3 separate regions of the Mus musculus genome follow, and all the other regions are linked to region 2. Evidence: chromatin loops called from intact Hi-C (ENCODE). Cell type or tissue: heart. All regions are shown on one strand.

What was found. Peaks named below come from ENCODE experiments on the same cell type or tissue, not always from the same donor. Only the 100,000 strongest peaks of a DNase experiment are listed, where the experiment ranks them.
Region 1: a loop joins it to region 2, with 2.4 times the contacts of the local background. A loop is called at or near these places in 4 of 42 quality-filtered maps.
Region 3: it touches region 2 in a loop (2.1-fold over the local background); 10 of 42 quality-filtered maps call a loop at or near these places.

The regions. Positions count from the first base shown.
Region 1 is chr9:107,985,302-107,987,801 of GRCm38, reverse strand. Inka1 (inka box actin regulator 1) reads left to right here and starts at 1,886. Exons shown (of 2, transcript NM_026597.3): 1 at 1,886-2,105. The coding sequence starts at 2,055. In heart, a CTCF peak has its summit at 1,179 (motif pointing right); DNase peaks (open chromatin) are centred at 1,221, 1,991 and 2,481; H3K4me3 peaks cover 1,533 bases; H3K27ac peaks cover 1,765 bases.
Region 2 is chr9:108,051,588-108,054,087 of GRCm38, reverse strand. It overlaps Gmppb (GDP-mannose pyrophosphorylase B), which reads right to left. Exons shown (of 9, transcript NM_177910.4): 9 at 2,168-2,500. Rnf123 (ring finger protein 123) reads left to right here. Exons shown (of 39, transcript NM_032543.2): 36 at 1,501-1,643; 37 at 1,780-1,874; 38 at 1,968-2,053; 39 at 2,128-2,416. The coding sequence ends at 2,248. Amigo3 (adhesion molecule with Ig like domain 3) reads right to left here and starts at 929. Exons shown (of 1, transcript NM_177275.4): 1 at 1-929. The coding sequence starts at 708. In heart, a CTCF peak has its summit at 1,037 (motif pointing right); DNase peaks (open chromatin) are centred at 337, 997, 2,067 and 2,387; H3K4me3 peaks cover 618 bases; H3K27ac peaks cover 612 bases.
Region 3 is chr9:108,001,567-108,004,066 of GRCm38, reverse strand. Ip6k1 (inositol hexaphosphate kinase 1) reads right to left here and starts at 1,419. Exons shown (of 6, transcript NM_013785.2): 1 at 1,245-1,419. It overlaps 4930535L15Rik (RIKEN cDNA 4930535L15 gene), which reads left to right and starts at 1,648. Exons shown (of 4, transcript NR_166685.1): 1 at 1,648-1,791. In heart, no CTCF peak of the experiment used is centred here; DNase peaks (open chromatin) are centred at 296 and 1,556; H3K4me3 peaks cover 2,500 bases; H3K27ac peaks cover 2,500 bases.

The sequences.
Region 1 (2,500 bases), 66 kb after region 2:
GTTACATGTGTATAAATCCTACAGCATCTAGCCAAAAGATTCTGCTTTCAGAGCTGTCCTTCTGCCTGCGCCCCTTCCTTCCTGTGATGTTTTTCTAACTGCAGACCAGATCATAGCTGAGGGTCCCTTCGCTGGTTTCATAGTCCTTAAAAACAAAACAAAACAAACACCTAACTAAAACCAAGGAACCACACCCAGGGGGTAAAGGCTCCAAGTATTTAGACAGCAGTTTCAACAGCTGTGCAGAGCTAGCTCCCATGCTGCTCTGTAATTCACAGATTATCCCAGTTTTACAGAGAATCCAGGCCTATTTGGATCTGGCCCACATGCTTTCTACCGGACCATACAGCTGTGAGGCCAGCTTTGGTGTACTCTTCAGTCTTTGTCACCATCGTGACCGGCAGCGCTGTCTATGGGAAGGGGAAGCAGAGGTTTCTTCCTCCTGGGTGATTTTAATGGCAGTGCCATCCATCCAGCTGTTCACACTGGAAACTTGGAGGCCATGCTTTACCTACCTGCATCAGTCAGGCTAGAGTTTAGCTCTAGATTCTGGAGTCTAGAACGATGCTTCTGATTACCCTCTGGGTTCAGAACCAGGCTTTCAGACACACACCCTTGCCTGGGATAAAGGCTAGAACCTCCTTTGATTGCAGAGTTCTTCTCCTAAAACAACTGTATCTCGCAGAAAACAGCCTGGGTCATTCCTTTTAAAAAGCTCCATGCTCTCTCTATGGTACCAAAAATAAAGCCCAGAGACTCCCCTAAGTCTTCTTATGGTTTTGATGACTTCTCTCCATTCACAGACCCCTGACCCATCCGTCACACACATCTGTGTTTTCCTTTCGTTTGGTCTGCCTAGCCCTGTCCCTCAATATACTTTACATTGGCAGACCCTTTCACCTAAAATGCCCTTCCTCACTGGACTCAAATGGATTGATCTGATATCAGCCATATCTTTTTAAGAGTTCTCTATCCCTTAACTGAACTCATTGTCCTCGTTCTCCTGTTATTTTTTGTCTGAGGATAGATTCAACCTGTCTTCAGTTCGACTGTACCTCTGGTTATGGAGTGGCCTCAGGGGAAAGGCTTTAAACAATCGAGCCAAAGAGCAGTTTTCCTCTTCCATTCCTGCATGCCATTGTGAGGGTGTAGTGAGGATGCAGACCATAGCCCCGCGATCCCCACTAGAGGGCGGTCCAGCCTATCTCGGCTCAGATCAGGCCGGAGGGAAGGTGGAGGGGATTTTGCCTTGGCCATTCCCTTACTCTCTCTGTCTTAAGGCTCTTCACTGACTATTCGCCGGCCGGAAGGAATTTCGGTCCTATCATTTCCAGGGATGGTCAAGGCCAGCCTGGACAGACCCCGAGTGGGCCACAACCTTGTCAAATCAGAAGATAAGGCGCGCCGGGCGGTGGTGGCGCACGCCTTTAATCCCAGCACTTGGGAGGCAGAGGCAGGCGGATTTCTGAGTTCGAGGCCAGCCTGGTCTACAGAGTAAGTTCCAGGCCAGCCAGGGCTACACAGAGAAACCCTGTCTCGAAAACAAAAAACAAACAAACAAACAAAAAAGAAGAAGAAAGTGCCCACACGTGGGTGTGGCATCGGGCCCCAGTACAAGAAACCGCTATTTCACCAGGGGACAAATTGCACGGGACGAACGTGCGGGGGCGGGAGGGGGTCGTGTCGGGACTGCGTTACAGCCGGGTTAACTAAACTTTTTGAGACATAAAGGGGTCCTGAGCTGCACTCTGGTCTCCCGTGCTACTACAGCCGGGCTCCACCAGCAGAGTGGGGGCTGGAGGGCGGGGCTGAAAGGGGCAGGACAACTTCATCCTGCCCCGCCTCCATTGGCTAGGGCGCCGGGGAGGGGCGGGGCGCGGCTGCCAGATGTTGGGGCGGCAGCGGCGGGAGCTACCGAGAGCAAGGAGCCTTAGAGTAAGGCAAGGGTGAGGACGCCACCACCCGCGGGCCGACCCGGCCCACTCTGCGCCGCTCCCGCGGGTGATCGGCGGGTGAGCCGGCCGACCTGGAGAGTGTACAGCACCAGCACCAGCATGCACAGCGCTCGGCTTGACAGCTTCCTGAGCCAGCTCCGCTGGGAACTGGTGAGTCTTTGGAGTGGGTGTGGTTGTGAAGATGTGTGTGGGGTGCGTGGCTGCCGCCTGGATGGAACAACAAACGGCAACCGGGTGGACTCCGGGTACCCATCTGAGTCAGGATGGGGGCAGGGTAGCGCGCTACAGATGGCCCAGATGGCCCGCTTCGGGTTTCTGACGGTTGGGAATTGTTCTGGGCATCAGGTAACAGGCGCCCAGCTGGCCGTGCTAGCGGCAGGGGTTGGCGGGGAAGGAGAGTTGGGGAAGAGAAGTTTCTTTTGGGGACCGACAGGGAGCACCCAGGGCCTAAAGAAGTGCTGTGCTGCTGTGGACATCCCCTACCACGGGCTGGCCTGTACCTCCTTCCTCTACTCTGCCTGCCCGCCCTGGTGGCGCGTGCTGAC
Region 2 (2,500 bases):
CTGGTGCCAGCGCCGGAGCAGGTGGTAGAGGCTGCAGTCACAGGGCAGCGGGTTGTTGTGCAGGTAGAGCCTGTTCTTGAGATAAGTTGGCAGTGCAGCCAACTCAGGGATGGAGATATGTTTCAGCCAGTTGGAGGAGAGGTCCAGAGTCCGCAGGCGGGTTAACCCCAGACCGTGCAAGTGGTTGAAAGAGAAAGAGGAGAGCTCGTTGCAGCTGAGATAGAGGTGGCTAAGCATGCGCAGGCCCTGGAAGGCATCCAGGTCCAAGTGCATCAGGCTGTTATTGAACAGAAGTAACTTCTCCAGCTCCTCCAGGCCATCCAGGTCATGGGTATGGAGCATCCTTAACATATTAGAGGACAGGTCAAGTGTCCTCAGGCCACTGGCATTGGTGAACGCACCATGGCCCAGGACTTCCAGCTTATTATAGCCTAGGTGCAAGGCACGCAGCCGGGAGAGGGGCGCTAACCACCCCGGGTGCAGGCGTTTGAGTGCGTTGTGGCTCAAATCGAGTTCTGCAGCAGTGGTAGGCAGTGCTACCGGCAAGTCCTGTAACCCACGGCCCGCACAGCTCAACACATCGGCAGCACAGATGCATATATCGGGGCAGTTGTGGGGAGCAGGAGGCAGAACATCCTCCAAGTCTGAAGTGCCCAATCCAGCACCCAACATGCATAGTAGTATACCTGATAGCACTAGCCAGGCCATGCCAGTGACTACCAGGGAAGATATGGGGACAGCTCAGTGCAGGTCAACAGCTCCAAGACTCACCTACTTCTGCACAGGCTTGCGGATTGTGGTTCCCTATGGCCCATGGCTCGAGAGGCACAACGCTGGCTCCCCCTGCCCAGCCGGCTTCTCCTGCTCTTCTGGTCTGGGTTGTGAGGTGGGGCCCGCAGCCCTTCTTCTAGCTTCTCCAAGAGCTTTCTGACTGGATTCTAAGTACTAGCTAGGAAATGACCGCTCAGGGGCGGGGACCTAAGTTCCCATTGGCTCCTGCTGTTAAGGGGCGGAGCAGCCACATCTCTTGGCACTTAAAAAGCCAGTGTGGCCACCAGAGGGCCCCAGTGTCCCAGTCTGCTTGGCTGGAAGCCTGACTTCCCTCTTGAAGAGCAAAAGGACTTAGGGGAGAATGCCTTCAGCCCTCAGAGGATTGGTGTGTAATGGGGTAGGTGGAGTCCTTGCTGCTCTCTTAGATTTACTTATGTCTGTGTATGTGAGCATTCGTGCAGACGTCGGACGACGACTTGTGAGGTTCTGGGGATCAGACCCAAGTTACCATAGCTGGTAGCAAGCACCTTTTTATCAATAGCACCCTTCTCTTTAAACTGGTATTCAGGTCATGTGGGACCAAACACCTGGGAGGGTTGGTAAGTAATAGGGGGGAGAGTGGAGGCATAATAATGAGCGAGGCCTCTGGATATTCATCTGTCCCACGTGGAGAAAATGTTCACACAGGCTCAAAGCCTTCCTACGACCTATGCACCCTCCCCTACCTAGGACAGAGCAAGCCACCTCTGTGCTCCTGGCTGATCCCTGCTTCCAGCTTCGTTCCATATGCTATCTCCTGGGGCAGCCAGAGCCCCTAGCACCTGGCACTACCTTGCCTGCCCCTGACCGGAAACGCTTCTCTCTACAGAGTTGTAAGTGAACCAGCGGGTGGGTCAGGTCAGGGAAGAGTTTCAGGATCCTCAATAGCAAATTCCCTGCCTGGGAGTATTCAAGAGGCACTGAGTTCTCAGACGACAGGGGCCCTGATGCTACCTACTACTGATGCAGATACAGATTATATCAGCGCTGAGGAGCTGGCCCAGGTGGAACAGATGCTGGCTCACCTGACCGCTGCATCTGCCCAGGCGGCCGCCGCCTCCCTGGTGAGTGTGGCATAACAGAGGCCGTTTTACTAATCTGTAAACACCAGGACAGGGGTAAGGATCCCAGCCCAACTCCTCCACTCTGCCCTGTAGCCCACCAATGAAGAGGACCTCTGCCCAATCTGCTACGCCCACCCCATCTCTGCTGTGTTCCAGCCTTGTGGTCACAAATCCTGCAAGTAAGTGGGCCCCATGGACTTGGGGAGGCAAATTAGGACGCACGAGGTAGCACTCCTTCCCTCCCCTCTTGTAGAGCCTGCATCAACCAGCACCTGATGAACAACAAGGACTGCTTCTTCTGCAAAGCCACCATTGTATCTGTAGAGGACTGGGACAAGGCAGCCAACACAAGCGCCATGTCCTCAGCTGCCTAGGCCATCCTGGAAGCTCCGCCATCAGCCGCAGACCGGGCCCTGTTTACCCATCACCCTCACTCTTACCACTTCCACCCACCCATCTGCCTGTGTGTAGCCTCGCTGGTGGGAGCCTGAGCTTGACTTCCAGTCCAGGCTACAGTGAGCATTAAATTATTATTCCAAACAGCCCTGGGCCCGCTCTTCTTGAGGGAGTGGGGGCTTGTGGGTTACACCCAGCAGGGTCCTGTCCATGTCTGTCCCCACCAGAAG
Region 3 (2,500 bases), 50 kb after region 2:
ATGCATAAATACTACTCAAGTCCCCTCTCCTCACAACTTGCTGCCTCGGCCGGCTGCATTCAGCCCAGTCTCCCAAAGGTATCATCTCCAGCCCAGGGTGCTGGTTTCTCCCAAAATTAAACGTTCAGAGGAGGCATGATCCTAACAGACATTACGAGCACACCTCCTGCTTGGCCTCCTTAATCGTCTTTTGTGGGTTTCATATGACGACAACATACAAGACACCTGTGTGGCGAACCTAAGGGACCCTGGGTAAAAATGTGATTTACAGCAGCCAGGACCCTTTCTAGAGCTGCATACTCTTTTGGGGATTGCCAGCCCCGCCTCCATCTTGACTCTAAGCTTGACTCGCTGTTTTCATCAAGCATCAACAGCTTTCAGCTCTGCTTTTGTCTGCAGACAGGGTCTTGCTAGGTAGCTCTGCCTGGCCCGCCCGCAACCCATGGCAATCCTCCTCCTTCAGCCTAGTGCATGAGCTCCCATACCCTAGTTCAGTTTTTGTTTTTAATAGTCCCAACACTCCTACGTCTCCTAACGGACTGTCTCTTTAAGAGACAAAATTAATCAAATCATCATCATCCTTATCCTCCTAAACCACATACTCCAAGTCGAGCACCAAACAACTTATACCCCAAATAAAACTCTGCCACTGTGGACATTTAGCTAGGTTCTTCAAGAAGCAGTAAACAGTGAGCCCTGAAGAGCACGGAAGACGCCGAGGGATCTCGGTGATGCCAGGCAGAGGATCATAGCCCTACCAAAAGCACAGGGCCCCGATACCACCCTCCTTGGCTCAGAAGGCATTTTAGGCCTGTTTCGTCTCATCTTAGTCTCAAGCGGCCTGAAAATTTACTCGCAGGAGTATGAAATCTTAAGAGCGACGTAACGTTTATCGCTGATTTGGAGGAACGTTACGGCCGGGAGAACGAGCTGGCAGCAACCACGTCTCAGCACGCCGGCTCTCAGGCACCCAGGGATTCGGTCTGAAAGGCAGGTTTCCCGGTACCCCGCCGGCCGGTCCCAGGGCTCAGGGCTCTCCGACCTCCACCCGGGCTGCCCACCCAGCCTCCGTGTCAACATCTGGGAGGCTCGGCGGAAGGCCAACCAGGATGCTGGAATGATGTTCCAGTGATGCTCGCCCCAAGTCCCGACCCTACCTACGCGCGCCAGCAACAACCCCGCGCCCGCCGCCACCCTCGCCGTGGGTGTCGGGCGGGTCTTTTGGCCCGACTCCTGTCACTCACCGGCCCGACTCGGGCAGCGGGCGCCCAAGGCTCCCCACGGGAGCTGGGCCCCCCGGGCCTCCAGGTCTCGGCCCGCCCCCCTGGCAGGCGGCGCTGGTGGCTGAGCCCCGCAGCAGCGGCCCCTCACCGGCCGCTCGGTCCAGCTCCTGGCGCTGCCCACTGGGTACGGATCAACAACAAGATGGCGGCCAGCCGAGGGGGCGGGGGCCGGGCGTCATAGTAACCAAGGACAGCAAAGAACCCGCCCCTAACTGAGGTTATCTCCAATCAATAGCCTCTTCTTGGGACGCCTGAAGGAGTTCTTCGCGTTGATTCGTCAACTGTTCCGTCAGTCAGGGCGTGCCTCTCGTGCAGAATGCCTGGGGCACGTGACTGTGACGGCAGGAATTGACGCATGCGCGCCATTCTCAGGTTTGCTAGCAGTGGAGCTTTTAGCAGCGATGGGGGTGATGCTGGAGAGCCCTTCGTTTTCTCACCTGCGCAATCGTTTCGGTTTTGAGCTGGCAGCGTTTATCATCCTCTCGCACACACTTAGGGAATGTCATAGGTACGGTATTTGCTTTGTCCCCTGCCTCTGTGCTTGGGATCGTCCCTAGTTAACTGGTGAGGAAACTGAGGCGCAGAAAAGAGCCTGAGCCAAGGTCACACAGTCTTAGGAAGTGGTGGCGATGGGTCCTTCTACTCTTCTAGCTCCGGAGTTAGTGTTTTCTAAGCGTCTCCCAGCGTTGTCTCTCACCAGTCCCGAGGCACAGCCGTCTGTGCTACCTCTTCGATTTCGGCTTCCCCTTTCCCCGGCTTATTTTGCATAAGAATTCAATCTGCAACCAGCTCAAGTCTCAGCACATAGTGATCGCTCTTATTTGCCTCAGAGCACCGTTAAGTTCCTGTGACACAGTGTCTTTTTGCCCTTGGCTATCATGATCTATCTCCAAGGCAAACTATGAGTCCGAAAATGACCATCCCTTGTTCTCCATAAGTAGACACCTAACCCGGGGCTTTTGGCTTCAAGGTTAGGATACATCACAGCACCTGGTCCCACACCAAAACGCCCTAACTCTGAGAACTTTGAGCTTTAGCTTCTCTTTAGTTGCTCTGTCTATAAAATGAAGATGAACAAGAAACAGACTTAATAAGCTCTTAGAGTAAGCCAAGTACTCAGGAAAAAACACTTATAGCCGCTCAGGCTGCTGAAACTGAAGTCTCTAACACTCTTCTTTTGATAGACACCCCATTAAGAGAGATGGTTCAGTGGTTAA